3 separate regions of the Homo sapiens genome follow, and all the other regions are linked to region 2. A link is a loop called in an ENCODE intact Hi-C map of the cell type or tissue named here. Cell type or tissue: HepG2. All regions are shown on one strand. Links, peaks and the distances in the headings refer to the core of each region. The heading gives the core; the rest is flanking DNA. Region 1 has its middle 16 kb from the start of POU2AF1. Region 2 holds the start of LOC124902755 (a long non-coding RNA gene). Region 3 overlaps POU2AF2 (POU class 2 homeobox associating factor 2).

Region 1 (10,296 bases), core at 1,635-9,634, 60 kb after region 2:
ACAAAAGTGGAGGGAGGCAGAAGGAGATAAAACAACTCCAGGAGTTCCATGTGTGCCTTCCAGCTCACAAAGCCAACGAAAGCTAAGACTTCTGGAGCACTGATCATATAGCGAGGAACTGTTCTAAATACTTTACACATATTAGTTCATTTAATCTGCATAACAATGCTTTGAAGTATTAGCCTCATTTTACATATGAGGAAACACAGTGAGGTTAAGAAACTTGGCTAAAATGCACAGTTTATAAGTAGAAGAGCCAGGATTATAATCTGGGCAATCTGACTCCATAGCTTATAATCACCACATCACATTATTCCCCACAACATGCACACACACAAGAAAGTTAAGTCCCAAACAGCTGATCATTCATCCATCCATCCATTCATTCATTCATGCACTCATTCATTCAGCAAATATTTGCTGAATGTCATCCCACTGTCATCCAGTCTGTATTTGGCATTAAGGATGGAACAGTGAACAAGGAAAGTAAGTCTCCTGACTTCTTAGAGCTTACATTCCAGTGGAAGTGGGGAGAGGTAGAGGAGAGGCAGCCAGAACAAATATCTTCCCATCAGAACAAAGAAAGCAGTGGGTCATAAAGTATCTTTCAAAATCAACATCTTGGGCACATTCAGAAAAGCATTTCTAAAAACCCAGCTAAGGGATAAAGATAAAAACTATCAATGGCATCCAACCTAGATATTCTACATGCAACAAATTCAAGAAATATCAGTTGAACACCAGCCAATGCCCTCACAATAACAAAGTAAGAACTGAGCTCAGGGAGCCCTAAGCTCAGTCACACCACAGGAAGTGGGCACTAAGGCTCTGGTGGGCTTTCCACTCTGCGACAGAGACAGAAGGTTTTTTAAGAGTCCAACAGGACTCTGAGCATCTTGACTCTCCCTCTTTCTTCGAAGCCTTCCAGTCCCACTTGAACATCTCATGATGCAACTCAGACCATTTATCTTCCCAAAACAAGGCAACCATTTTGCACCAGTTGAGGCAGACTTCACAGGCAGATGCACAGACTCCAAAGCAAAGTTCCAGGCAGATTGCTAAGCTGACTCAGACCCACCTCCGATGGAGTTTGGATGGCCCAATTTATTAAATGATGCCAAGCCCTGGATTGCAGAAAATTTGGCAGACTTCTGGTGCAAGGAAGCACCTTAGGTTTCTTTCGTAACCAGCAAATTTGGCATAAAAACAGTAATAGAGTATGTGCTCGATAAAGTCTCATTGATTAATTGATAACAGTTCCTTTACTCTTTTTCAGGGGTAGACAACCATATAGACATCAGTGGCTGCATCTGAAGTTGGAGAGCAAGTTCTCCAGCCCAACTATGTTAACGGCAGTCATCAAGCCCCAGGGACCCTATTCAGGATGCTGGTTTTTGAAGACAATGGCCCCAGTTGCTGCGACAAACTCCAAACTCATACTGTTCAGAGTCTTGAGTCTTGAGCCAACACACCCATTTTCTGTCGCTCCAAATTTTTTGTAGGTTTTGAAATACAGGCAGGAATTTAGCCAGGTTTATCTAGGAGAAATGTCACGTGAGGCTCAAGGAAGTGTAGAGTTTTGCCAAATGTTACATGAGAATCCTAGTCTTTTCTTTTTTTAGCCACTGGACTCAGGTTACGCAGAACCTAGAACCTCTGCTGGCCGGGACTTCTTCCTCCTCGCCATCCTACAGGCCTGGGCGGCACAGGCGGAGTTATGCCTGAGGCCTCTCACATTTCCAAGGATCACAAGCAGCTTGGAATTGTGTTCCATCTCTCTGGTCCTTGGAACTGTGTTCCAAGCTGCTTGTGATCCTTGGAAATGTGTTTCCAATTGTGTTCCATTTGTGTTCCTTTGGGAAAGTATGGGCAATAGGGAGCCATGGAAGGTTTTTCACTGAGGAGTGACGGGGTCATAGTCACGCTTCTTTTAAAAGTGGCTTTGGCAACAGTGTGAAGATAAATTAGAGTTAGGAGAAAGGGTGGGAGGTTAGAGAGAGTCTTTCTAACAATTGTTTCAGCAAGAATTAACTACGGTTGAAACTGGAGTGGTAACCACAGATGATCCCAAGCCACCTGGCTCTCATTGCGTTCCATTCTGAAAGCTTCGTGTCTCTGCATTCTCGGAATCAGTCACACAGTAAGCACTCAATAAATGTTTGCTGGATTAATGAAAAGTGAATAAATCTAGAGTGAGCCCTTCATTTTTAAAATGAGGAAATAGGACCAGAGAGATGAAATTACCTGCCTATGGTTACCTAGCTAGGCAAGGGCAAAGATAGACCTAGAACCTAGCCTCCAGCTTCCCTTTTCCTGTGATTTTCTTTTTTTTTTTTTTTTTTTTTTTTTTGAGACGGAGTCTTGCTCTGTCACCCAGGCTAGAGTGCAGCGGCACGATCTCGGCTCACTGCAAGCTCTGCCTCCCGGGTTCATGCCATTCTCCTGCCTCAGCCTCCCAAGTAGCTGGGACTACAGGCACCCACCACCATGCCCAGCTAATTTTTTGCATTCTTAGTAGAGATGGGGTTTCACCGTATTAGCCAGGATGGTCTTGATCTCCTGACCTTGTGATCAGCCCGCCTCGGCCTCCCAAAATGCTAGGATTACAGGCATGAGCCACCGTGGCTGGCCTCTAGTGATTTTCAAACTTTGTCATGCATCCAAATCACCATTCCCAGGGTTTCTGATTTGGTAGGTCCAGGACAGGGCCAGAGGACTTGCATTTCTAACAAATTCCGAGGTGATGCTGAGGCTGCCGGTCCAGGGATCACATGTGAGAACCACAGCCTTATCTAGTTCTCTTCTATAACACCTAGCTATCTTGCTCAGAAAGCAGGGCCTCACCTGGCTCCTTCATCCCTCACTGCTTGGCTCTGAGTTTTTGGGAGAATAGACATTCCAGCCTGCACAGTGGTAACATAGTTTGCTAGCTAAGAGCCCAGACCTGCGAGTCAAGTGCCTGGGTTTGATCCTGCCGCCACCAACCTTGTCTCCTCTGGGTATGTACATTATAGAATTCTTGTGAGGGTTAGATTATTGGATGTGTGTAAAACAGTACAACAGTGCCTGGCAAATAGTAAGCACCCAAAAGGGATAGCCATTCTTGCAATCACGGATAGGCTTGAGCCTGGGCCCTGAGGGGAGTCTTATGGTACTGCCTGAACTACAGAGAGGAGTGAGAATATGCCACAGAGTGATGACAGATTATACCATATCGTCACCTAGATTCATGAACATACAATACACATCAACAATGAGTGCAAAGATTGCTAGGAGGGATAGCACTGTGGGCTGATGCTATCTGGATCTCCCCCAAGTTTCCTCCAAATCCACTGTTATCATGGATCTCTTATTACTCTGAGTCAAGGAACCGGATTACTAAATCACAGTTTGTAAATTACGATGAGTCACTTTATCTAATCTAGACGGTCATATGCACTCACCTCTCAGAGGCTGTGATGTCAGCTTGGACAGATTAGAGCATCCAAAGCAAAGGGCAGCATTGAAACACCTGTTCCTTGCAGCCCTCCACACCCTCAGGCAGCAGCAGCAGCACCTGACTATGGTGCACAGAACCCACGGGTGCCTGAGAAGGACACACTGAAGACCGGTGGTAGCTGAGTTCAGGTCTCCAGGATGCTGGTTGCCCAAAGAACTGTATACTTTGAAATCTACTACTCTAGTCCCAAATACAGGATGCACCATCATGATTTCCTCTTTAGCCACTCTCAGGGTTGGGAACAGCTGGGAAGAGGTTGCAGAGAAAAGCCAGGAGGAAAAACTCCCCAGTTACTAAAGCAAAACCAGAGTGTTGAAGGTCTAGCATGAGGAGGAGAGGGAGATGCTCTAGGAGGGAAGGATGACTGACCAAGTGACATGACCTGTCCCCAAGCTCCACTTTATGCTGATTGAACTCTGGGAGCTCCACTACCCTTTGAAAAGCTTCATGCAAATGTGAACTTGAACTCTGCTCTTAGAAATACTCAGCACAGTTAAGACAAACTGGTACTGTCTAAAAAACTCCATAGCAAACAGCAATGAAGAATTTTATCTCTGGAATCAAATAGATCTGGGTTCAAATCTCAGGTCTACCTCTTAAAACTGTTACCTTGAGCAAAAGCACTTAATGCTCTGTGTCTTGATTTCATCACCTGTACGATACAGATACAAGAGTTCCTCACCAGGCTGTTACAAGGATCAACTCAGATACTGCATGAAAAGGCACATCATGAAGCCTCACAATAGTAGAGGACCAAGAAATGGCCATTGTATTACTAAGCACTGAACAAGAGAGAGCACACTAGGAATGACCCAGGGAACATTAGGCATGGGGAAGAAGTCAAGTTGATGAGTCCAGCTTTCTGAACTTGCGGTAGCCAGCCCATTCCTGTGGCTTGAAGTTCCTGCCCTTTCCATACTGATATGGTTTGGCTGTGTCTCCACCCAAATCTCATCTTGAATTGTAGCTCCCATAATTCCCACATGTTGTGGGAGGGACCCCATGGGAGGTAATTGAGTCATAGGGGCAGTTCCCCCCATACTGTTCTTGTGGCCGTGAATAAGTCTCACAAGATCTGACGGTTTTATAAGGGGAAACCCCTTTTGCTTAGTTCTCATTCTCTCTTGTCTGCCGTCATGTAAGACATGCCTTTGCCTTCTGCCATGATTGTGAGACCCCCCCACCAGCCACATGGAACTGTGAGTCCATTAAACCTCTTTTTCTTTATAAGATACCCAGTCTTGGGTATAGCTTCATCAGCAGCATGAAAACAGACTAATACACATACCCAGTGTGAAAATTAATGTCTGGTCCACCTCCACAGCCTCCTCATTTCTACTGTTTATCTCTATATGGGCCCACCTTGGCCTCCTCTTTAGACACTTGTGCCCAGCCCTGTGCCTGGTTTGAGAGACAGACCTCGTCTTTAAGTAACTGACACCAGGAAATCATCATCTGGTGATAAAAACGACTGCCACTTACCAAGATATGGTCCTATCTTTGTTGGCTTAATAGTCTCAGTAGAGTGGAAAAGCCTGAGATGCTCATAAAATCATTCATTCCACATATATAGATGGAGAATCTATGAGGTGTCATATCCATGAGTCCTCTCCCCCTCAGAAGCCATTTTATTAGAACGTATTCCCTCCAGCTCAGGGAATCTGGCTCCTGGATAGTGAGTCCATGAGGTGACTAAGGAAGAAGGCCAAATGGCCTGAAAATAGTGGAGAATTTTTTCCTGGAGCAGAGAGGGCAGTCCTCATCCACAACCAGGAAGTAGGGAAGAAATTGGCCCAGGCCAGGTGGGCTTGGCCATCCAGCAACAGCTCCTCCATCCTGAAGGCACCCAGGGGCTCTGCTGCAGGTGCGGTCAGGAGCTGTGCCAGGAGAGACCGGCCTGAGGTCCCATGTGGCTTCCTGCCTGGACAAACACGCCTCCACAGCCCCGGTGGACTGTCACCTCCGCAGGCCCCCTCAGGCAGCACTCACACTAGCCCATTGTTCTTCCTCCTGCTGGCAGTTCACTGGCTCCTGCTCCCATCCCTGCTCCCGGCAACCCCAGCAGAGCCTTGCATCCCAGCACTCCAGCAGAGTATGTACACACTGAGCAGGTCCTGGGATCAGCACCGTCACCCCTGTGGGTGTCCGAGAGTCAGGGACCTCCCCTATTTTAGGGACATGCCTTCAAGCCTGGTAGCAGGGACCAAAAGAGTATGTTATGAAAAGGCTGTTCAAATGACAAAGATTTTCAACTGGTTTCTACCAGCAGCATCCTTTTCTTTTTCAAATAAATTATTAAGCAGTTCTCCAAAATATAAAGCTGATACAAAAGCCCCAAATTCAGTGAAGAGGGAGCAGGTGGGGCCCACAGGCTGTCTTTGGGGTCTTCCCACTCCTTTGGCTTCCCTAGCCCTCAGTCCAGGCAGCCCCACAAGCATCTCCAGAGAACACACAGAGTTGGAGATGCGCTGCCCTAGGCAATGCCCCCTTTGAACTTACCCTGCAGACAAATGTCTTCCAGCCAAACTTAGAGGCACGCCTCCTGCATCACCTTGATCACTTTGCACAGCCCCTCAACCTGGTCCACCAGCCGGTGCAGCTATCTCGCAGAAGCCGCCCCGGAGGCATGCCTGCCTTCTCCAAGCCCAGCCCAGACCTGACGCTGCTGTTGCAGGACAGTTTCAGTCCCTGTGCCCCTCAACCTTCTCCTCAGCCCCTGCCCAGGATGGTGGCAGGTGGCCATCAAGTAGCAAATGATACTTGAGACTTGAGAGCAATTCAGAGCCAATGTCCCCTTCAGAGCAGTTGAACTCCTACATAAGAACAGATTTTCTCCATGCTAAGGGGCAAATAGTTGGCGCTTTGGGGATACAGATTTTAGAATGGTCCCTCCTGTTATATGTAACTTGTAAACTGCCTTGGCACTAGGTAACGTTCTGAAAACAAGTCACCGTGATTTCCAGGGTGACCAGCCAGGGTTATGGAAGGCCCACAGCACTCCCTGTCCCCTCTGCCCTTTCCAGGCCTCTCCCAAGTCAGCCCCATTTCCCTTCCCAACCAAGTCTACCCACATGCCCCCATTCTGCTGCAGTTCCAGCAGGTGCAGCAGAAAAGTGACCACTAATTACGATGGGAACATTCACTACCCCCTTGTTTTTTGTCAAAAGCTAGTGTGCTTTTCTGTTATGTCTGAGGGTCAGTCGACCTTCCCTGAAAATCAAGATAAATGTAACCACGAATGTGGATGCAACTACAAGGCCTAAGCTCATGCTATTCCCGCCCTCAATGTGTTCTCAGGCATGTGGGCCTGCCCACCTCCCAGCATCCTTCAAAGACTTGCCCAATACGTATACTTCCCTGAAATCATTTCTAACCCTCCTTTTACAGTGTTTATGATTCAATTCCTCACTTTTTGATAATTAATCGCATGTTGCTTGAATCTTCAATGAACAGTTAAGAGTTAAGAGTTTCTGTTTATTTTCATTATTCGATTGTTAGTTTCTTACAGGCAAGGACCAAGCCTTTCTGGAATCCTCCATGGTGCCCAGGAGTGTTTCATACTGTGGTTTGCCCACAGCTAATTTTCAATTAGTATAGGTTGATTTATTCATTGCCACTGGCTAGGAACAGTGTCGAGAACATATAAACTCTGAAGAGAGCTCTCATAGAGCTGTTTCATTCAAAGAAATGAAACTAGGGCTGAAAAAGAACATAAGATGAAGCACACATTTTAATCTTCTAATTTCTTAGTTCGTTTCCTATTTTCCCTAAGCAAACATTTGTAAATTTAATCCGTATGACACCCATCTCCTGACTGTCTCCAAATACCCACAATTCCTCCCCCAATCCACTTTCCAAATGCAGCCAAGAGATTTATGTTTTATGCAAATCTCTCATCTTCTTCCATGGCTTTAAATCCTTCAATTGCCCTTCCAATTGCCCTTAGGCCCCAGTCTAAATCCTTCATCTAACTTCCTAGGCCCTCTGGGAGCTGGGATGGCTGCCTTTCTAACCTCATTTCCTAACATATTCCCCCACACTTTCTAGGATCCAGCATATTCAGCTTGCAGTTCTTAAAATTTCCACACCAGGGTTTCTCTCTACTCCAGGCCTTCACACCAGCGCTTCTCTCTGTCTAGAATGTTCTTCTCCCCACCTTTTCCTTTACTTTCCTTCATCCCTTTGCCTGACTGATTCCTGTTCAATTTTCAGTTTTCAGATTAAACATCACTTACCCAGAGAGGACTTATCTGAGCCCCAGGTGTCAGCCAACTGGTAGGTGTTCACAGGGCATCTGTGTCTCCTCTTTAAGCGGGGGTAAGGGGCAGTATCTTCTCGCTGATTTGTTTTCCTTCTTACATCCTGAGGTTATAGACAGTGTCTCTTGTTCATTGATGTATCCCAATACTAAGAATAGTGCTTATTGACTAGAATTGAAATATCACCACATTTCAGCAGAACGTTCAGGAAATCTTTCTTATTTACGGTGTTTTCAGGCCATAAAGACACTACACTTCAAGTGATGCTTTGGGATCACTGTTTTTAAGATAAATGTACAGTTAAAGAAATACTGTGTGCAAGAGTTCCATGATCTCTAATTCAGTGTAATTTCTCTTAAATAAAATCATTAACTTCCCCTACCACAACCTTATCCTCTGCTTCTGCCCTGTCTACCACTCTCACTTGTAGTCTGTGGCTTGTGGGGCATGAGTGGAAAGAAGAGGGTAGTCACGACCACCATCACCACTACTAATTAGCCACTGTGTTGCTGCCGCTTTAGGTCAATCATCACTGTCTTTCCTACCGAAAGAAAAGGCTCCAACACTGCTGATCATCTGCAAGTCTGAGATAGCTTCAGTAGATTGACAAGCAATCAGAGATAGCTCTATATGTTCACAGAGCGGCCAACCATTGACCAAGTGTAGTTTCAGAGGACACCCCTGCCTTCCAACCACATTACTCCAAATCTTAACTAAAATGCCCCAGTAAGACCTTGGTCCTTTAGCCTAAAGCAGTTGTTTTCAAACTTTGGCATGCATCAGATTGCTAGGCCTCACCTCCAGAGTTTCTGATTCAGGAGGTCTCGTTCAGGCTGAAAATTTGCATTTCTTTTTTTTGTTTTTTTTTGAGACAGAGTCTCGCTCTGTTGCTCAGGCTGGAGTGCAGTGGCTCAATCTCGGCTCACTGCATGCTCTGCCTCCTGGGTTCACGCCATTCTCCTGCCTCAGCCTCCCGAGTAGCTGGGACTACAGGCACCCACCACCATGCCCGGCTAATTTTTTTGTATTTTCAGTAGAGACGGGGTGAAAATTTGCATTTCTATGTTCCAGGTGATGGTGCTGCTGCTGGTCTGGGAATCACACAGTGACACCTTCCCACTTAAACTAGGAATGGCTGTCAGGCCTGGTGGTGAGTGAGATTCACCTGTGGAGTTTTGTTTTTGTTTTTTTTTTTAACATTATAGAGTTTGAATGGGGCCCAGTCTTCTACATTTCATAAACGTATCATAAGTGATATTGCTGCAAGGCCAAGGTTGAGAACCATGTTTATCCCTATTTAAAAGCAATGATTCCTGTAAAGGTCTAATATTTTGACGTGGAGCTGGTGATTTACATGCTAGCATAAAAGAGTTATTGAGCTTTCCTGAGAGAGCTTAATGGTGGGAAAAGGCATGAATACTGAAGATCCTAGACCAAGAGGGATATGTGGATGAGGCACAACCCCAGAGGGAAACTGAGGCACCCAAACCTCACCTTTACTCACGTCACCACGTGGGTTGCCCAATCTGTGGAAGCCCCATGCAGGAGGTGCCCTTGAAGCCACAATTGTAGCCACTTCCTTGGAGGCTTTCATTACCTTTGGCTCTGCTTCCTGTAGGATCCCCAGCTGCGGCCAAGACTGTCCAAATGGGCAATGTGAAAAATCCAGCCAGTCAGATATTTTGACTGAACCCCTGGATACCACTTAGCCTCTGGCATGAGAAAGCTCTTCCCCGACCTCCTGTAAACTTCATCATCCAGGGAGACACTGGAAAGCATCCCCATATGAATTTGATCTTTGGACTCCTTTTGAACATAGGAGCCCAATGAGACTTTAAGCTTCATTCATTTCATGGGGAGAAATGACATATCTCCTGAGCAGAGCAAATTCAGCCAGATATTTACCCCTTCACTTTCTAGCCCCAGGGGAAGTGGGTGGTAGGGGGAAGGGGGCAATGTTTTTCCTGTTTCACCTCCCAAATGCAACCTGTGAGTCATATTGCCTCTTGAGAAGGTAAGACCTACTTGCTTAGTCCCTCCACAGTTTTAAGCGGGCTTGGTCTTCTAAGGGAATTGATCTCCTTGTTCCCGGGACAGCAGTCTCTGAGAGTGAACTCCAAATTTACTAGAGAACTTCCACTTTTAAACCACAGCATCTCCATCCTATAGCAGAGCCTGGCTAGAAGAGGTGTGGGACTTGCAGACCACAGCTGAGGTTGGTGGGATGGGATGCAGGGAAGTGACTGAAGACTGAGAGGTCCTTCTGCCCTCAGGGTGGCGGGTGTGAGCTGAGTGGGACTGAGGTGTGAGGGTATTTGCGATCCTGCATCATCCTAAGTATGGCCTGGATAGAGGCCTTATTCCTGATCTACAGAGAGAAATGGGAGGCCCTGGAGAAAGCCGGGATGGGTGAGGGTGGGGTGAGGGTGGAGTGAGGGGAGACAGTGTAAATCCCCTCTGTTACTGGGGAGGTCAGACAGGAATTTACAGCAAAAGAACCCTGAGAAGCAGGAGGCCCAGCCTCCCACTGACTGGCTG
Region 2 (10,296 bases), core at 1,082-9,081:
TATGCCAAGCCTTTTGACAAATGTGGGCACCTTTAACTGAACCACCCACAAGCTCTGAGACCAGTATTATTATCCTCATTTTACAGATGAAGAAACTGAGGTGTAGAGAGGTAAAGTGATTTGACCAGGGTCATCAGGTTAGTAAATGGAGTCAGGGTTTGAGCCCAGGTTGACTGGGCCAGAGTTCACTTCATGACACTTGGCTGCTTTCCCTCAGTACATCACATTCAGGCCTGAGCAGAAGCATTGCCTGCAAAGACCTCAGCCTGGCAGCTCAATTGCTTTATCCAGGGTCTGAGGACAGATGAGACCATAACTGGGGCAGAGGACCAGGTCTGAAGGCCTCAGGGATCACCGTCTTCCATGCCCTTATGATGATGCCTGGTATCTGCCAGCCCAGACAGGGGCTGGGCATATTCCAAGGTCACAGTCCAGGACAAAGTGCACACTTAGAAAGGCCTCTGAAGCCACCTGTCCCCTGGCTCCCTGCAGGCTGCAGGAACCTGAACTTGAAAGGTCAGCCCTGGGCCCTGTTATCTCTCTCCAGGCTCCTAAGCCTGTTTAGGTCTTGGCCCCTGTCTGGTCTGGAGACAACACAGAGGAATGCAGGTGGCCGCCCAGCTTCCCCACCACCACCACCAGCCTTCCCCATCACAAACACATACAGCACAGGCTCCTTTACTAAAAATCCATCCCTCTGTGGTAGGGAGAGATCTGAGTCTATTAAGTAATAGTAACCAGGACTCTCCATGGCCATGTGCCTCCATTTTAAAAACAGAAGAGAGCAGGCAGAAGGGAATGAACCAGTGTTGTCAACTTTTTCCCAGGCACCAGTCGTGAATATTTTATCCTTCCCAAGGACTCAGTAAAATATAGGTATGGTCATAGTAGCCCCATTTTACAAAGGCTGTTCACTATAGTGGTTCAGGGCATAGGCTCTGAAGAAAAGATTACTCGGGTTCAAATTTTGGCACCTCTTCTTACTGCTATGTGCCTTTGAGCAAGGAACTTCACCCCTATGTGCCTCAGTTTCCACACTCATCAGATCTTCCCTGACCCCTCCTCCTGCCCCTCCCTCCCCCTCACCTCTGCTCTCTTTCTCTCCCTCTCCCTCTTCTTCTCCCTTCCCTCCTCTTTCTATGGCCCCATGCTTAGGCCTGCCTCCTGGGACAAGTCTCCAAAGCACTCTGCCATCAAAACTTACCTTTCTTGGTGTCCCGTTCTCTTACTGCCATTCTTAGAATTCCCATCTTACAGACCCCTTGTCAGGAAAGCAGACCTGATGAGCTCCAAGAAGCCAAGAAGAGGCTGTTTTGCTTCCCCTCCTGGGTAACTTTTGCGCTGGGTTTCAGCAGGGTTTACAAGCTGGAGGAAGAGGGATTAGGCCGTGGGCAATCCTTTGACACAGTGGAGTTGGGCATGGAGAGGGATGGAAGTGGGGAGATTGTGGTTTTAAGAAGCCGTGGACAAGGCTCACCATGAACATTTCCAAGAAGCAGGCCTGGAAGACAGGGGCCCCATTGCTTCCTCTTAAGCCAAAGATTGCCAACAGTGCCCTCATCTACCAGGCCCAGGAGAAGACCACGACTCCTCAGGAGAGATGGGCTCAGCCCTGGTACTTGGGGACTATAAATGCTCTCAGGATTACCTTTGCTTGGATTTTCACAAGGGCCTTTGCCTCCCCGGCCAACCTCTGTCCCACAATCAGAGTTGGCACTTGGAGCAGGGCATCCTTCACAGGTCTGTCTGGTACTTGTTGCTTCCCATTATGGTCAGGGAGGGGCCCTCTCCTGCTAAGAGACCATGGGTTAATTCTGGAGTCTTATATATCAGTCTCTTAACCTTCCCAACAAAACTGCCTGAGCCACAGAGAAACATGGACACTTGCCCAAGGCTGTGCTGCAAATAGATTTGAACTCAGATTCACCTCCAGGAACCATCATCCACTTCTATTAATTATGAGCAGTAAATTAGATAGTAACAAAGTAATGCAGCTGAAATGTAATTAGCCCATTGTCTGGAACACTTTCAGTGCTCCATAAGCATTAGCTTTTCTTATAGATATAATTATCATCCAGTTTTTACAAAGTACTGAGACTTTGAGAGCTTCCGCAATTTTCTCAAGATTACTCATACCAAGTCAAAGTCAGAGCCAAGATGACTATGCCATGCTGATAGCAGGAAAATAAACGTACCAGATGAAAGCATTATTCCTTTCCTGGCATTGCCTTAATGGCCTAAAACCCTGTGCATTTGCCACACAGAATGTTAAAGGGGTTCGGGTTTAAAAGTTAGAGTAGTTCAAAGGCAAAAACATAAAAAGAATTTCTTGTGAATTTATAATTTTCATAAAAAGGTAATGAATATCCATGCTGTCCATGTATTCTGCCTCCCGTAGGCTGGACTGAAGATAACTCAAGGTCAATGTCATGGCTTGTGGCTTATCGTTCTGCTCTGAATTTGGCTGGGTATCAAAGCCCTGTCATCCAAACCTCCCTCCAGAGGATAACACCTGAGTCTATCCCAGGTGTAGGCTTGCTGTCCCTAAAGATTTTCCAGGGAAGACAGCCCAACCCTTCCCTGTCTTCATTTTCTCCCCGCCTAGCTAATGATTGTTGTTGTCAAGTGCTTTGTATGAACATGGCCATATGCTATAAGCTGCTCAAAAATCATCTCAACTAATCCTCACAATGGCCCTCTGAGTTATTGAGATTGTGGTCTCTATTTTGCAGGTGTAAACACTGAGGCCCATAGAGGTCATCACCTGCCCAACTGGACAGCTGTGAAGCCACAGCTCACACCACTTGCTGCATCCTCCTGCAATTTCAGCACACTTTCTCTTGTGCTGCTCTCCCTGGAAAGACAGTGCTTTTCCCCAACACGTATGTAACAATTCTTACAAAGCTATTGATTAGTGAAGCCACTTTAGAGGATCATTTGTCAATGTCTATAAAAATTAAAAATTTGCATACTCTATCACACAGCAATTCCACCGGCATCGCCCTAGAAAAATACTCACAAAGAACACGGGGAGCTATGTCTAAGGATCTTCAATGAAGTATTGTTATAATGGACATTTAGTTACAACTTAAATGTTCACCAACTGGGTGAACATTTCCACTGACTGGGGAATGACCAGAAACAGAAAACAGAGAACTATGCTGTATAACCATCACATGAAATTCTGGGCAGCGGTAGAAAGGAATGAATGAATCTGCTCATGCTTACATGAAAAGAGACATATTGTGAAGTGAAGGAAGTTTCAGAATGAAGTTTACAAGTATGATTCCACATGTTACAGAACAACAAGAGATGTGGGTGTTTTGTATGCAGACATATACATGTATGTAAACGTATAGGAAAAGGTCTGAAATTACGCAAGCCAAACTGATAACAAAATTACCCATTGAGAAGGGGAAAGTGGTAGAAAAGAGAGAATGCTGATCAAGGGGATTCTAGCCTTATCTGAGCTGTTTGAATTGTTTCACAAGAATAATGTATTCATGTGTTACTTGTGTGCTTATAATAAATCTAAAATAAGTTTGTCCTAATTCTTTACAGTAGAGAAATGGTGGCATTTGGTGATCAAGGATGCAGTGTGGACTCAGACAGGCCTTAGCTTCCATCCCAGCTTGGCTACTCGAGAGCTGTGTGACTGTACATAAGCTACTTAAACTTTCTGTATCTCTTTAGCCTCTTCTATAGAATGAAGTTGATGACAATACCTCAGAAGATGTAGTGAGGAATTAAATGAGGTAATGCCTAAAGCTCTTATCCCTATGCCTAGAGCATAATAAGCAATCGGTCATTATTGGGAGCTTTCATTGCTCCCAAAGTCCTGTGAGGAACTGTGATTTGGGTGACTGTGCTGGAGGAGATCTGTCAGGAAGTACTAAATAGTCCAATCCACCTCCAGGACTTCTATCAGGGGATATCAAGAGCTCATTCCTGCCCAGCACCCTATACACACACCCAAGGGGAGAAATGGGAGGGCAAGTGACATCCAGGAGGAAAGCTGGGTGGGAACCAAGGACGATGTGCTTGTGTGTTGAGGTCAGAGGATGCTATGGAGTAGGCCACAGAAGCCAGGACTCAGCTGCTCAGGGTCCACCATCCTGTCACCAGTGCAGCAGAGCCCAGGAATCCCCTCAGATCTGAGGGCAGATCAGCCCTAGGGAAACCAAATCCCTAGGATGAGTCATTGGGAAATAGAAAGGGGCAAGACCCCGGCTTGGCTGAGCCTGCTGAGCGCTGGCTGAGCAGAGAAGGTAGACAGAGCAGCAGGGGCAATAAGAAAGGGCCTGGGAACATCCAATTCAGAAAACGGGGGTTTTTCCCAAAGAGTAAGGGCTAGAGCTCCCACCTTTGTCCCTTACAGCCAAGCACAGACACAAAGCACCAGCATTGCTGTGAAAGATGCAGGAGCCTGGGAGGTGCTATCCAGCATGGCATATTCATCCAAATTCCTGGGATTGACTGTGGGATAAATAACTATGTCATGTTGCCCTTACAGCACGGGCCAGGGGCCTAACACTTTCCTTGGCACTCCTCCAGAGTCTGCAAACACAGGCCTGAGTGCTGCCTTTACAGAGCCGAATCCTGTGCATCTTGATTAAATATTGACAATAGCTCTACCTGCCTTATCTTGATCCAGTGGAAACCCAGTCCCCGGGGAGCTGTGCAGGGCAGGATTTACCTCCCACACCAGAGCCACAGATGTCCTCCTGAACCAGCTCAGCAAACACACTGCTCTGAGGCACAAAATCCGCATCTGTGCTCCTCAGCAAAATACGTTTTATGACTAGTTAGACCCTAAAATAAAAGTCTTCTTTAGTCATCTGGGTTTGGGTTGGGAGGTGATATTCCTGTGGAACTTAATAAATCAATCATTAACTTTCTGCCAGTGGGCTAACTTGTAAGTGGGAAAGTAGGGACTGGGAGTGGGTAGAAGGCTGGATCATCAGGCTTCCCGGTGTCTGAGGCTGCCGACAAAATCCAAGCCTATCAGCCCAGAGATCAGTGGGGCCAGCCCAGAGGTCAGAGGGAGTCTAAGAGTCCCAGGCCTCTAGCAAAAGACAGGCTTGAAGTGAAGTTACAAAGGGGCAAAGGTTATCCTCAGCTTCCAGCTGGTGCCTTTGGACCTTTCAGTGACATCCAGGACCTGGGCCTCTTCGCTGTGCTTTCCCTGAGAGCATTCCAGATCCCTGAATATTCAAGGGAAAACACAGTGAATGGGTTTAGGATGGTCAAGACTCCTGTCCTCCCTTCCTCTAAAGGGGCAGGATTGGAATAGGAGTTTCTCCCTGGAGATGCGGCGAGGAGTCCCTATATCCTAGGCTGCCTTATTAACAGAGAGCTTCGAGATCTTCTTCACAAAGAGGGCTTCTCATGGTAGAGAGCACTCCAGCTAAGGAGGGGCAAATGTTCAGAAAGGTGATGAGCTTTGGCCCTTTTAACTCCCTCTGCAGGCATAAGCCAAGGTTTCTGCTGCACCTGGCAAAGAAGTGAATCAGATCAGAAGCACAAATGCACGGAACTGAGTTTTCTGCCTGGACAGTGTCCTAAGACTCTCTGGCAAGATCTCTGGTTTAACGACTTCCTGTACTTTCTTCATCATTTCGCCAGACAGCAGATCTCCTGAGGGCATGGGGATCCCTATGTAAGTGGAAACCCTGATCACCCCCAGTGGAATTCCAGAGTTTAGAAAGGTGGCGGCCACATCTCCCTAGAACACAGTAGACAGTTTTCTGTTCAGGGGAGAGCACATTGGCATCAAATCCCGCAGGCTTCATAGAGAAATCCCTAAGAAAGCAGGTTTTCCTCCTCATTGTCATCACAGCCACCCATCATGCAAAACATCAGGTCCTAGGCTGAGTGCTTTGCATGCACGTTCCCATTTAATCTTCATCATAATCTCTTAAGGACCCATCTTATAAATGGGGAAACTGGGGCAGACGGGTACCAAGCAACTTGTCCTTGGTCACAGATCTACTAAGTGATAGAACCAGACTTTGAAGCTAGATCTGTCTGACCTCATAGGTCATGCTCACCATAACCAGTCACAGACTCCGAGCCAGAACGCTGAGGTTGCTATAGGAGGGAATAACTTAATATCTGCTAAATACTTTCAACAGTGCTTAACACATAGTAAGCCCTATATAAGTGCTTATTAAATAATTAGAGGCTTTGTAGGACAACAGAAGTTGACTTTGCACACCTGTGTGGCTGGGATAAACCCTATGAAAATGAATACAATGGGGCAAGACTGAAGAGCCCCTCAGCCCTTTGTGCCTTACTCCTGACCTTACTCCTAACCCTATCTGTTGAGAAGGTGGTGATAGTCACCTCTAGCATAATTCTCACCCCAACATAGGAAGTTCTGTATGGACTTTTGCTGTCTGTCCCCTGGGCTGGAGGATCTGCAAGAGCTCCCAAGAGTGATCTGCAAGGGCTCCCAGGAGTGGCCCAGCCAAACCCCTTAGTCTCAGAGGCTAACACAGCTGGAGCTCATTTGCATTGGAATTGCAGGGCACTGCATCATCCAGGAGATAAGTCTGCATTATGCAAGTTACTTGTGCCAATTCTCCAGAAATTACTGAGCCACAGGGGGATTGCCTAACTGCTTAACCCTTTCCATCCAACTATAGAGCAAAAATAGACACCACTGGTCAATGCAAAGAGTCTTCCCCAGACGTGACAACTTGATGAGCAGAGAATGACCACTCAGGACTGGTGTGACCAGTGCACACCTCTCCCAGCAGGTTTGTTCTTGCCCCACAGGGTCTAAAACCCAGCCCCTCCCTATACACACCTTCTAAAGGGGAGTGAGTTGCCTCCTGGGGATGCTCAAGGTTCACTGGAAGGGGAAGGATTTCTTCAACAGGCTTTGGGAGTTCAGAGTCATTTACTCTGGCCATATTGGGTTGGCGGGTAGCTCTCAGATAAAGTGGTATTTGAACTGGTCATTAGATGTGAGTCAATGAGGAGAAAAAGGGCATGTCAAAAACATAGGAGCAGAAGATCACAGCTTATCTTAGGAACAGCAGATTGCAGAAGCGTAGATTATAGCATTGGACTAGGTGGCAAATGAAAGCAAAATACAATTTTGTTAGATAAATCACCATAATGAAGCTAAGAATATCTAATAAAATCACAAGTGCATGCCTATGAGTTATGAAACTCACCATTTGAACAAAAAACAAACAAATTAATTAAAAACTACTGTTCATATTTTCTAGACAGAATATCTTCTAGTGGGCATTGGAGATTTAAAAACAAGAGGTGAGGTTGCCACAAATACAAACTCATAATGGGTATTTGCATAGCTGAGCTCCTGGGTCCAGCTGGAACAGCCAAGCCTGGGGGAACCCACAGCCTGGCCACTTAGGACATAGATTGCCAGATGAGTAGCAAGGAAGGGCTCCTGCAAGGAAAGTCAGTTTCTCCATCTGACTGGCACCTCAAGACATCAACTTCTCTTGTGGCTCCCCTAAGAAGGAGTCATGGAATCTTAGGGTAGGTAGCCCAGCAGACATCATCTTATCCTGCTCTCTGCCTCTAGGCAAAACTATAATACATACAACATAATGAAGGTAATTGGATGATGGTCATTATGTGTGTATGTTGTGACAGTGACATTTACAGCCCAGCACCTCCTTTGACACTGACAGAACTTGCTGATTCCATTCACTCCAGTACTACTGACAATGCCTCACCAACTTTATAACCAAAAGTTTCTTCTTTACAGCCAATCTTTTTTTTTCTTTTGAAACAGGGTCTTGCATTGTCAATAAAGCTGAAGTGCAATGGGATGAACACAGCTCATTGCAGCCTCGACTTCCCAGGCTCAAGCGATCCTCCCACCTCAGCTCACCAAGTAGCTGGGAAAACAGGCGCATGCCGCCAACATGCCCAGCTAATTTTTTTTATTTTTGTAGAGACAGGGTTTTGCCATGTTGCCCAGGTTGGTCTTGAACTCCTGGGCTCAAGCGATCTGCCCACCTCTGTCTCCCAAAGTGCTGTGATTACAGGCATGAGCCACTGTGCCTGGCCTTTACAGCCAATCTTGAGCCCTGGAGTGGAACTATGAACACTGTGTCTTTAGAAGACACCTTCTCCACATACACTTCCTACCTTTGCCCTCACCTATCCTGTGATTTGCTACACAGGATCTCTCCAATTCTCCTTCCACTTAATCTATAGAGAATGGCATAGCATAATGGTAAAGAGTCCAGGCATCAGGGTAAAACTGAGACCAGGCTGGTGCTCACTCACCACTGTGATCTTGGGACAGTCAATTAATTCCTGTGGACTCAGTTTTATCTCTGTAAAATGGAGATAACAATATTATTTATCTGTAAGATTGCTGAGAATATCAAAGGAGAGCATAGAAGCCAATTGCTTCATAAATACTGTACCATATAAACATAAAATATTACAGTATTATTTCTACTTACAAAAGTAACAGAAGTGCCACTGGGCAAACAGTAAGCATAAGGAGACTAAAGTGTCTATATTTATATCAAGTAAAGTAGATTTCAAAACAATCAGTTTCAGCAGAGATAAAAAGGGATCTTTTACAATGATAAGACAGCCTACTCATGAGAAATGCATAATAATAATAAATGTGTATATCTCAAATAACAGAGATTCAAAATGCATGAATCAAAAGTCAACAGAATTAAATAGAGAAATAAATTTAGAATAATAATTAGAGATTTTAACACTTTTATAAAAAATAATCAATAAATACATAGAAGACCTGAACAACACTATCACCTTGACTAAATTAATGTTTGTTAGTTAATTGTTATTAAGCACATTACACCCAACCATTACAGAATTTACTTTTTTTCAAGAGAACTTGGTATATTCCCCAATAAATACTAAATGTTTGTTCATAAAACAAGTCTCAGTACATTTAAAAAGATTGAAATCTTACAGAGTATATTTTCTCACAATGGAATTAAATTGCAAAGAAGTAATAATGGATCTAGAAAAATGCCAAAATACTTGTAAATTAAACAGAATATATCTAAATAAATCATGGGCCACACAAGAAAGCATAAAGAAAATTAGAAAATATTTCTAATTGAATCATAATGAAAATAAAAAATATTAAAACTTTTAAATGCAGCTAAGGTAGTGTTAAAGGAAATTTATAGATTTAAATATGTATATTAGGAAAGAAAAACGATACTAAAAGAAAAATTAATGACTTCAGGCTATATCTTTAAAATATAGATCAATAATTCTCAGCCAGAAATTACTTTGTTCCCCAATAACTAAAGACATTTTTGTCTTCACAACTCAGTGGGGAAGAGCTATTGGCATCTCACGAGTAGAGGCCAGGGTTGATGCTGAACACCCTACAATATGTAGGATAGTTCCTCACAACAAAGAATTGTCCAATCAAAAATGTCAATAGTGCCAAGGTTGAGAAACACTGATCTAGTTAAAGAAGAGTGAAGTAAAACCAAATTAAGTAGAAGGAAGAAATAATAAAAGATAAGAGTAGAAATCAATGAAATACAACATTGAAAAACAATAGACAACATCTGCAAAGAAAACATTTACAAAGCTGAAGCTGATTCTTTGGAAAAATCAAGAAAGATCAAGAAAATTAATAAACCCTAGCTAGATAAGTTGAGGAAAAAAAAGAGAGGGAGCTCAAGTTGCCAGTATCAGGAATGAAAGAGGAGACATCACTACAGATTCTACAGTCATTAAAAGAAAAACAATAACATAGTATTAACAACTTTATGCCAATAAATTTGACAACTTTGATGAAATGAACAAAGTCTTTGAAAAATAAAAATTACCACAAATGACACAGGTTTTTCAGAAATCTAAGTAGTCATTTATTTATTAAAGAAATTGAACTTGTCATCAAAAACATTTCCACAAAGAAAACTCTAGGCCCAGATTATTTCACTGGTGAATTATATCAACATTTCAGGGAAAAAGTAACACCAATCTTTTATGAACTATTGCAGAAAACAGAAAAAGAATGCTTCTTAATTCAGTTTATGCAGCTATACAAAAATCTGATAAAGACATTATGAGAAAAAAATTACAGACAAATAGTCCTCATGAATGTAGACAAAAAATCTTTACCAGAAAAATAATATGTTTTGGCTAAGTCAGATTTATCCCAGGAATGAAAGGTTAATTTAACTTTCAAAATAATCTATCAAAGTAATTCACTATATTAATGGTGAATGAGGGAGAAAATCAGCATGATCATCCCAATGGATCAAAAAAGTCATATGACAAATTCAGCGCCACTTGTGATTT
Region 3 (10,296 bases), core at 699-8,698, 53 kb before region 2:
CCACAGATTTGAAGGAACCAACAAATGCATAATAGTAATAATAGCTAAGGCACATATGCTGTTTACCATGTGGCAGACACTATTCTAAGTGCTCGATGTAATAATCTCATTTAATCTTCATGTGCCCAAGATCCCACAGCTAATAAGAGGTAGAGCTGGGATTCAAATGTAGTCACTCTGGTTCCAGAGGCTTTACTCTTAATTACCATGCTGCTTCTGAGTTGTTGGAAGATATTTTGCCTGGAGAAGTTCGAACTCGAGGTTGATATTACAGATTGCAATTGCACGTTTGCATTCCCCTAAAATTCAAATGTTGAGGTGCTAATCCCCTGTGTGATGGCATTTGGAGAAGGGGCCTTTGGGAGGTAATTAGATCTTGCAGGTGAATCCCTCTAATGGGATTAGTGTCCTTATAAGAAGAGACACCAGAGAGATGATCTCTCTCTCTGTCTCTCTCTCTCTCTCTCTCTCTCTCTCTCTCAGCCATGTGAACACACAGTGAGAAGCCAGCTTTCTGCAAACCAGAAAGAGGGCCCGCACTAAAAACCACACCTAGATCTCAGACTTCCAGTCTCCTGAACTGTGAGAAATAAATTTTTGTTATTTAAGCCATGCAGTCTATGGTATTTTTCATAGGCTTGTCTTCAGATATTTGAAGGGCTGTGTATGCAAGAAGTGTTAAACTTATTCTATAAAGACCAAAGGGATTAGAACTAGAAAGTTATTCTTTCCAGCCAACTTTGTAATTGGTAAAAGTTCCTAAAGAAGAAATGGGTTTCCTCAGAGGGTGCTAAGTTCTGTGTGCCTGGATATTAGATGCACCTGGTGTTAGTAATATGGAGAGAATGTAATCATTGAATGAGACTCTATAAAATTTCTTCCAACTCTTGAGAGTCTATAGAATCATTAAAGTCACTGCAAAAGAGCTCGGATTCAATGAACTGGATGTTGAGGATTCTTAACTTCCACAGAAGCTACACCCTCTCCACTTACTTTGCTCCAGGACATCTCGGAGCCATGATTTGCGTATTTTAAGACTCTACACGCCTAGATACTCTTCCTTCAGAGGTCAGCTTAGGCACTGCATCCTGCAAGATGTGTCTCCCACCCCATTCTTGACACCAGTTTAGGTGCCCGCATCACCCCATCTTTCCCTGACCCTGCCACTTCTCATACTACACCGAATATTCTGTTTTGTCATCAATCACCCCTGTATTGGTGTCTTAGGGCTGCAGTAACAAGTTACCACAAATGGGATGACTTACAGCAACAGAAATGTATCATCTCATAGATAGCTCTAGAGGCTAGAAGTCCAAAATCAAGGTGTCAGCAGGGCCATGCTCCCTCTGGAGCCTCTGGGGAGAATCCTTCCTTGCCTCTTCCTAGCTGGCAGTTGTCACTGGTGATCCTCGATGTTCCTTGGCTTGAGGTTGTATCACTCAAACTGCTGCCTTTGTCTTCACATGACCTTGTCCCATCTGCATCTGTGTCTTTGTGCGTCCCTCTCCTCTTCCTATTAGGACATCAGTCACATGAGATTTAGGACCCACCCTAATTTAATATGACCTCATCTTAATTTAAGTAGTTACATCTTTAACAGCCCTATTAGCAAATACCGTCACATTCACAGGTATCAGGGATTAAGGTATCAATATAACTTTGGGTGGCTTATGCCTGAAATTCCAGCAATTTGGGAGGCCGAAACAGGTAGATCACCTGAGGTCAGGAGTTCGAGACCAGCCTGGCCAACACAGTGAAACCCATCTCTACTAAAAATGCAAAAAGTAGCCAGGTGTGGTGGTGCGTGCCTGTAATCCCAGCTACTCAGGAGACTGAGGCAGGAGAATCACTTGAATCCGGGAGGTGGAAGTTGCAGTGAGCCGAGATCGTGCCATTGCACTATAGCCTGGGTGAGAGAGTGAGACTCCATCTCAAAAAAAAAAAAAAAAAATATATATATATATATATATATATCTTTTGGAGGGGGCACATAATGCAACCCACCACATTCCCCAACCTCTCCCTGCTCTCTAGCCTGTGGGTTCTTTGAAGATTGTGTCTTCATTCCACATATTTTTCTTACGTCTATTATGAACTACACCCTGTTCTAGGCACTGAGGGCACATCACAGTCAAGGTCCCTACAGTTGGTGGAGCTTCTTCCTCCACATGGATTCAGACAGTAAACATTGAAGTGGCCCTTCAGTGCTGAAGCCAAACACTAAGTGCATGTATGCACATACACACATACAGTAGGCGCCCCTTAGCCATGGTTTCCCTTTCTGAGGTTTCAGCTACTCATGGTTAACTGCAGTCTGAACATACTAAATGCGAAATTCCAGAAATAAACAATTTCTAGATCTTAAATGGCATGCCTTTCTCAGTGGTGTGATGAAATTTCATTCAGTCCCACTCTGTGCTGCCCAGGACTTGAATCTTACCTTTGTCCAGCCAATCCACACTGTCTACACCACCTGCCCGTTAGTGTCTCAGTAGCCGACTCAGTGATTGGATCACCTGTCTCTGTATGGCAGTGCTTGTGTTCAAGTCACCCTTATTGTATTTCACAATGGCCCGAAAGCACAAGAGTAGTGACACTGGCAATTTAGATATGCCAAAGAGAAGCCGGAATGTGCTTCCTTTAAATGAAAAAGTAAACGTTCTCAACTTAATAAGGAAAGAAAAAAAATGTATGCTGAGGTCAGACATTGGTATGGTAAGAACAAATCTTTTGTCTGTGAAATTGTGAAGAAGGCGAAAGAAATTCATGCGAGTTTTGCTGTTGCACCTCGAACTGCAAAACTGTGGCCACAATGCATGATAAATTCTTAGCTAAGATGGAAAAGGCATTGAGTTTGTGGGTGGAGGACATGATGGCAATCAGGTGTGGTGCTATCCTCAGTTTTAGGAACCCACTGGGGAGTCTTGGAACATATCCCTCGTGGGTAAGGGGAGGCTACTGGATATGCGTATATATAGTCACTTAATATATATTGGATGAGGGAATGTTAACTGGAACAGTAGAAGATGAAGGATAAATTACTACATTTCATCCAGCCAGTGCTTTCTGGCATGTTTATCAAAATGTAAAAGTGTGGTTGCTCTTTGTCCCTTGTAAAACTTTGTTCTATGGTACTTGAATTCTTATTCTCAGTTGACCTGAGGGTCAACCCAACTCCCCAGATAATACTTCTGAATATCATAAAACCAAGCTTATAAGGTGTATTCCTAATTTTTATTAAATTCAAACTTACAACTAAAGAAAACACTTGAATTCTGTTTACCTTCCAGGGCAGCGTCAGTTCCTCTCAGTCTCCATTTGTGCAGATGCCAGGTGAGTACTTTAATTCAATAAGCAATTATTCCCTTTTGAATTTAAATCAAGCATCTGGGCTTCCATTCTTTCATAACGACCTTACAACACTTCCAAAACTCTGCTCCTTTAAAATAGTTTTGTCTAAAATACAAAATCAGCGAAGGACAGAACTCATGCAGTAATTTCTGAATTTAAAATTCATTTTGTCTTGAAAGCAGCCCTTTTATCCCAAGCTTTTGGGGCAAAGGCAATATAAATTATGCCCTTGATACAGTTTTAAATTGTCTAAAGTTCTGACACCATGATCTGATAGATGAGGCATCTGCTTTCAAACAGAAAGGGGAAAGCCGTCTGCGAGCAGAGGGAGTCAGGCATTTGGTTCAGTATTTTGAATTCATTTCAATGCCTATGTCTCATTAAATACTCCTGTGGGGATGTAAAAGGGGAATTCCTAATAATACTGTTGGACATTCTTGTATAAACACACACCACACAGGCAAAGACAATCTCATTTAGTTCAACTCAGACGCGGCACATTCCCTAATAGTTTTATCACCTTCAGAGCTGGATAAGGGAAAGGAATAAGAGCAATCGAGGATCCCGAATATTTAAATGTCTGTATGTTGTTTCCCAATCATATATAGTGCCATTGAAATTTGGTGGCATCTCCTGCCTTCTACAGAAAAAAAAAAGAAAAATTTCCATAGCTTCTCTTTATCTAGAAATTATCCTTTCTCTTTGTACAGAGAAAATCCATGCTAAGAGAGCAGAGGCTTTTTTCTTCGTGGTTGTTTTGATTTGGAAATTGGGAGTATAGATGAGAGCCTGGAAACCTTGTTTTCATATTCTCAACCTTAACCGCTCTCATAAATATAATTTCATTGTATGAAACAGAACCTTATTTATTTATATTAAGGTTCAGCTGCACAGATTTTTTCCCAAGGAAGTATGCTTATAATGAAAACCCTAACTTCAGCTTTCAAATGCATGAGCAGGTTAGAAGTTATAGAATGTAAGATGAAAGTGAAGTGAGTGGAGTCGTGCCACAGGTTTTGATGGGGAATTTTGATTTCTTCTTCTGGATGAATAAATTCACATGCCATTCTTGAACACAATGTTATACTACTAGGTTTAAAGAAAATGTATAAGGCATGAGATCTGCCCCCTTGGGCTCGCAGGTTGACTGGAAAGATCATTGTGACTCAGGTGAAAGAGGAATGAGCATAATATAAAGTGCCACATCCTGTGGAACGGGCTGGAATTCTGTGTCTATAGAATCAGAAGCTCAGAAGTGGTCTGCTGCTGTGGTTGGGGTAAGGTAAGGAAGACAGGCACTTATATCTTCTCCCCAGTTCAGCCTTTTTGTGACCTATGACCTAAGGGTGTTGGTGTTAGCATTAGATCACACCCAAGGCCAGCTGGAACAATTAAACCATCAGTTTTATAGACCTCAAGTCTATGCCCTCAAACATGTTCTGAATGATCAGTGTTTTCTGCTACAACTGAGCTACGGGGTCAGAAAGTGTTGAGCAAACACACCTTTTTCCTTGGAAACCATTTCACTGCTGGGCTTACCTTAAATGAAGCTCTTATCAGTTTCTGTCCCTCCCTCTCTCCACCAAGGAAAACTTTTTACTTTTTTTTTTTTTTTTTTTGAGACGGACTCTTGCTCTGGGCGAGATCTCAGCTCACTGCAACCTCCACCTCCCGGGTTCAAGTAATTCTCCTGCCTCAGCCTCCTGAGTAACTGGGACTACAGCAGCTGTGATTACAGGCATGGTGGCCCAGCTGATTTTTGTATTGTTTTTAGTAGAGATGGGTTTTCACCATGTTGGCCAGGATGGTCTCAATCTCTTGACCTCGTGATCCGCCAGCCTGGGCCTCCCAAAGTGCTGGGATTACAGGTGTGAGCCACCGAGCCTGCACCACCAAGGGAAACTTTATGTAGCCGGCACTGTCTTCCTAAACGTGCTGGGCCCTGGTGAGTTGAGTGAAGGAGTCCATGAGGCCACAAGAGGGCAGCAAATAACATAAAACTCATCAAAACCCTAAAACTACAGGCCTCTAAAATTGGCTTCTGTGTGGCCATCTAATCCTAAAGAAAGTCATTTATTGATGTCTGCCAGGCGTGCGACCCAGTGTAAGGTCAATGTGTGAAGAATTAGAAGGCAGAGTACAGCCTGCCTCTTTGAGGTGGGGTTATATGTGTTACCTTATCCAGACATAGCGATCTCAGATAACAGGCCAGGAGCACCTCTTGTTAACAGTTCTATGTATATGGAGAGGTAGCTCCGATGTTGTGAAAAAGATGCTTCCTTGGTTAAAATATGAATGCCAAGAGATTATTTCATTTATGTCTTCCTAGCACAGCGCCGGTCACCGGGAAGGTACTCAGTAAATGTGAATGAATGAACAGACACGGTACTGTCTAAAATGAACTCACCCCTAAAGGCGACAATGTTTTCAAACGTTAGTTATTTGGGCTAATGCAGGAATATTTCACGCTTTTCAAGACATTTCTCTATTTCCATGTTAGCGTTGGAGTCAGGCACGCGTTAGTAACATCGTTTCCCAGGCAGAGACTCAGCTGCAACCGAGGCCTTGACCGCCCTGGGAGGAATTTTCTGCCCATGTGTTTTTCATTTGGCAACAGGTTCGCCGGTCACGTCAGGTTACTACGGTGTCAGAAGATCTTTCTTATCTGACTCAGACTTCCACAACAGTAAACAGTTTTCAAATGACGTCTACACCTCCAGCGTGGGGAAGCCGTTTCCCTGTGAGTCCTCCGCAGGGCAGAGCCATGCGGCTCTCCTGGAGCCCTACTTCCCCCAGGAGCCCTACGGAGACTACCGGCCTCCGGCGCTGACGCCCAACGCGGGCTCTCTGTTCAGCGCCTCGCCCCTACCGCCGCTCCTGCCACCGCCCTTCCCCGGAGACCCAGCTCACTTCCTATTTGTGAGTATGCAGAGACCTCGTGTGAGGGAGTAAAAGAGGGGCGAGGCTCGCCCTCTGGCCAGCCGCTGTGCTTGGCATCCGGGTTGAAGCCAGGTCTGGCTCACCCTGTAGACTCCAGAGGCTGCTTTGCAGCTGCCTAGAGATGCCAGGACACCCTCCGAGGGAGCCTTGTTCAAGGATCCCTGTTAGCCATGACAGCCAGGAGCGTCTACGCAGGGCTTGGAACCGGGAGGAATGTGCAGCAGGATTTATATCCATTTTGTTAATGCTCTACTGATATTGCCTGATGTTCCCCCACCCTGTTAGTGCCAGTCGTCATCATTCCTGCAGCCCCTAAGGAAGGAACACTGAAGCTGCATCTCAGACATGCTAGGCAGTAATGAGATGGATCATAATCTCCCAAGGAGGGTACATAGGGCTCCTCTTTCTTTCCAAGTCCCCTGCCTCCCCTTCCCCACATTTTTAGCCTAAAAATCCTTGTTCTCTCTCAATCCTTCCAAACAGGTGAGTTCATAAAGATCTGAAGATTGCTAATGCTCATAGAGAATAGTAAAGGTTTCTACCACAAAGTAATGAAGCTCTAAAGACAGGAGTTTAGACAAAAGGGAGAGGATGAGAATTCACATTATTAAGTATACTCTATGCCAGGAAATGTGATGTGTTCATTCAATACTTGCAACAACTCAGGATATATTTATGAAAGTCCCATTTTACAGATGAGCAATGTCGGGCTCAGAGTCAGGAGGAGCCACGAATGAATCCAAATCTTTCTAGCTCCAAACTTACGGGATTCCTACCTCTTTCCTCCTGCTTTAATGAGGACAGAGTGGGCTTCTCAGTCCCCTCAAAAATTCACCATGGAGTTGAAGGCCTACTCCGAGGAGTGGGCCAAGCGCTGACCTTCCCCACTGTGTAAATGGCATTCTAGGACCCAGACTAATGGGAGACTCAAAAAGAATCCAAGACAGAGTGCATTGCACACAGTAAAATGTTGCATACATGTGCATTTTATTAGTCTCACATTTCACTCATTTAATGTTGTCTTCTGGGAAAAGGAATCTCAATATCTATAGCAAATCTAATTCTAGAGTAGGAAGGGAGGAAAACTTTCACTGCTGGTGTCAAAAGCCGGAGAGAAGAGCAGCCTGAGAGCCAGGCTTCAGGCAGCAGAGAGAGGGGACGAAGGCTGCCCTGAAGCCACAGTCTGGCAGCACACAATGTATCATCAGAGTGTCACCTAGTGAATAACCTCCGTGGCCTTTCCATTCTCCTCAGAGGGACTCATGGGAGCAGACGTTGCCTGACGGTCTCAGCCAGCCTGACCCTGTGTCTGCCGATGCCCTGCTGACCTTGCCACCCAGCACGAGTTGCCTCTCCCAGCTTGAGTCCGGGAGCATCGCCCAGCACAGGGGCTCAAGCTGGGGGTCATCCCTGGCTGGGGCTCAGTCATACTCGCTGCATGCTCTGGAAGATCTGCACCACACTCCGGGGTACCCTACCCCGCCTCCTTACCCCTTCACCCCTTTCATGACGGTGTCAAATGACCTACCGCCCAAGGTGGGGCCACTCTCCCCAGATGAGGAAGCAGACACCGGTTCCCTCCATGACCCTTCCCCTTGGGTGAAAGAAGATGGGAGTATTGCCTGGGGGTCATATGAATGCCGCAGAGCTTATTGAGGGGAGGGCCAAATGACTTCTGGGTTTTTCTTTAACTTGAGGTGTATTCCAAAGATTGTTTTAGGTGTGTCAGCCCATTCAGGACTGGATTTTCAGAATAAGCCTCAATGCTGCTCTTTGTTAGTGGACGAGGGCATTTATTTGTAATCCTCTCCACTGTAACCCCACTGAAATAAAACAGAATGTTAATTAAATGTGTCAGAGACCGTATTCTAGTAAGATAACCTTACAATGTGGTCTTTTTGGAACTGTTGTAACCCATTACGTTCTGAATCTTCTGTTATCTTTGAAGTATCATTTTTGGCACTGATTTTTCTTAAATTACATTAAAAAGTTTATGCAGATCATAAAAGATACTGATTTTCCTGTCAGATGTTTCTTAGTTTTAAACTATGTGTATTCTGCAGTAAAAGACACTGGATAGGATATAATATAGATATGACCACATAAAACTCATTTTATAGCATGTGACTTGAAAGAGTGAAGTGTTTCATATACATATATTTATGGCTTATTATAGTGACTTGTAAAACCCCAGTTAAAAAAAAGGTACAATCTATAAATATGTTATTGTCCATAAAATAGGATGAGATCAGGAAACTATGGCTTTGTACATAACAAAGTTATTTTTTGACTCTATCCTAAAGCCCAGAATGTCCCCAAATTAGTTCAATCCAAAAAAGTCCAAAAATTTTCTTTGATCAGTGATGGCCTTAATTAAACCAGACATTGTCTCTCTGATGGAATAAACCTACAGTTATCAGCATGAATGAGTAAAATAGGCATTCTGTAATCAAATGGAAATTTTTTTTTTTTTTGAGACAGGGTCTCACTCTATCACCCAGGCTGGAGTATAGTGGTGTAATCATGGCTCACTGCAGCCTCAATCTCCTGGGCTCAAGGAATCCTCCTACTTCTGCCTCCCAAGTAGCTGGGACCCAGGTGTATGCCACCATGCCCAGCTAGTGTTTTTATTTTTTACTTTTTTTTTAAAGTTTTTGTAGAGACAATGTCTTACTATTTGCCCAGGCTGGTCTTGAATTATTGACCTCAATCTATCCATCCACCATGGCCTTCCAAAGTGTTAGGATTACAGGCGTGAGCCACCACACCCAACCAAATTCATACCCTTTAAAGAAAATACAGAAAATAGGACTAAGCTGTTGGCAAGAAACAGACCACAAAACACCAAGAAGCAAAAGGACTTTGGAGAAGGACATATTGCCATGTGTGAGCCGATGGCTTGACAAACAGCACCTCCTATTTGGTGGCTTACTAGTCGGAAAAGTGCAGCTCTTACTATGTGTCAATGAAGATATTGACATCTGAAGCATGAATCTGTCCACATTGGATTGGTGTGGGTTCCTTTGCTAATTGGGTTCCCAGCATAATTCCAGCATGCCTATCTGCGGCCAAGCTCATCATACATGCCTGGTATACACTGAGACTTTGCAGATGCATGAGTGGAGGCCCCCGGGTTGTACCTGCACCCTTCTTCTTAGCTTCCTACCACCTGTCTTTCTGCACTTCATTCTCACATCTTTTCCACCCTCTGGTCCCTCCTGATCCAATGCCATTTCTCTCCATCTTCTGGAGGCCAAGGCCTTCATTTTCCCTCTAGTTGCCCAAAGACCCTCAACACAATCTCCATCACATCCTCTGTGACTGTCCCATACTCTACCTCAGCAAGGTAGAAGCCCAGAAATTCCAACAAGGGGATTAATTCACACTTACAAGCAAATAATTGATATTCCTTTTTTTTCCAGGCCTTCAAGGTATTTTCTGGTTAAGCAAACTCACTTCTAGTTTATGGAGTGCCACCAGAAATGCTTGGGTAGTGAGCTTTCGTTCACCTCATCCTTTCGGCTCCCTCCAGGCAGAGCATTCTTCAGGGAGTAGATCAAGAGTGAACGCGTGGGGCTCTCTGCTCCTGGGCAGCACTGCCAGGCCCCCTGCCCCACTTCCTCCCCCTCCACCAGCTCCTTTGGGCAGCCTGAACTTTGCTTTGCTTAGTGCTTGCTCTTCAGTGAAAAGTGGCAACATTCACAGTGCAAGAAAGGAGCTGTTCTTTCCTAAATCCAGCATGACTTGCAACCTCAGTCTTGGTTCCCAATATGGCTGGTAGAACCATCTGTCATTCAGCAGTTACTCATACCTGAAGAGCAGGCCTGTGCATCAGAAAGAAGAGATCTGGCCCTCTCTGCAGATATAGAGGTCTTCACAAGGGTCTCAGGGTCATTTTCCTAGATTGGTGTTGTAAAGTTTAAAATGATTTGTCCTCTACTGCTTACCATTTTACTGGGTATCAGTAACACAGTAGTGGCTGTGTAAATCATGAATATGTGTCCA

The links. A loop is a pair of places that touch in the nucleus more often than their neighbours do. Peaks named below come from ENCODE experiments on the same cell type or tissue, not always from the same donor. Only the 100,000 strongest peaks of a DNase experiment are listed, where the experiment ranks them.
Region 1: a loop joins it to region 2, with 6 times the contacts of the local background. A loop is called at or near these places in 2 of 110 quality-filtered maps.
Region 3: it touches region 2 in a loop (2.7-fold over the local background); 9 of 110 quality-filtered maps call a loop at or near these places.

The regions. Positions count from the first base shown.
Region 1 is chr11:111,389,846-111,400,141 of GRCh38, forward strand. It overlaps a transcript of BTG4 not described here. Among named protein-coding and RNA genes, the nearest start is that of POU2AF1, 16 kb to the left of the region's middle. RefSeq lists an enhancer at 9,770-9,989. In HepG2, for the core only: no CTCF peak of the experiment used is centred there; DNase peaks (open chromatin) are centred at 3,936, 5,496 and 9,566.
Region 2 is chr11:111,330,245-111,340,540 of GRCh38, forward strand. It overlaps LOC124902755 (a long non-coding RNA gene), which reads left to right and starts at 2,733. Exons shown (of 2, transcript XR_007062890.1): 1 at 2,733-2,882; 2 at 2,985-3,551. In HepG2, for the core only: no CTCF peak of the experiment used is centred there; DNase peaks (open chromatin) are centred at 4,577, 5,017 and 6,537; H3K4me3 peaks cover 1,708 bases.
Region 3 is chr11:111,278,108-111,288,403 of GRCh38, forward strand. POU2AF2 (POU class 2 homeobox associating factor 2) reads left to right here. Exons shown (of 5, transcript NM_198498.3): 3 at 3,291-3,333; 4 at 5,969-6,270; 5 at 7,546-8,294. The coding sequence ends at 7,947. Among named protein-coding and RNA genes, the nearest start is that of POU2AF3, 15 kb to the right of the region's middle. In HepG2, for the core only: a CTCF peak has its summit at 5,330 (motif pointing right); DNase peaks (open chromatin) are centred at 5,324 and 7,988; H3K27me3 peaks cover 511 bases.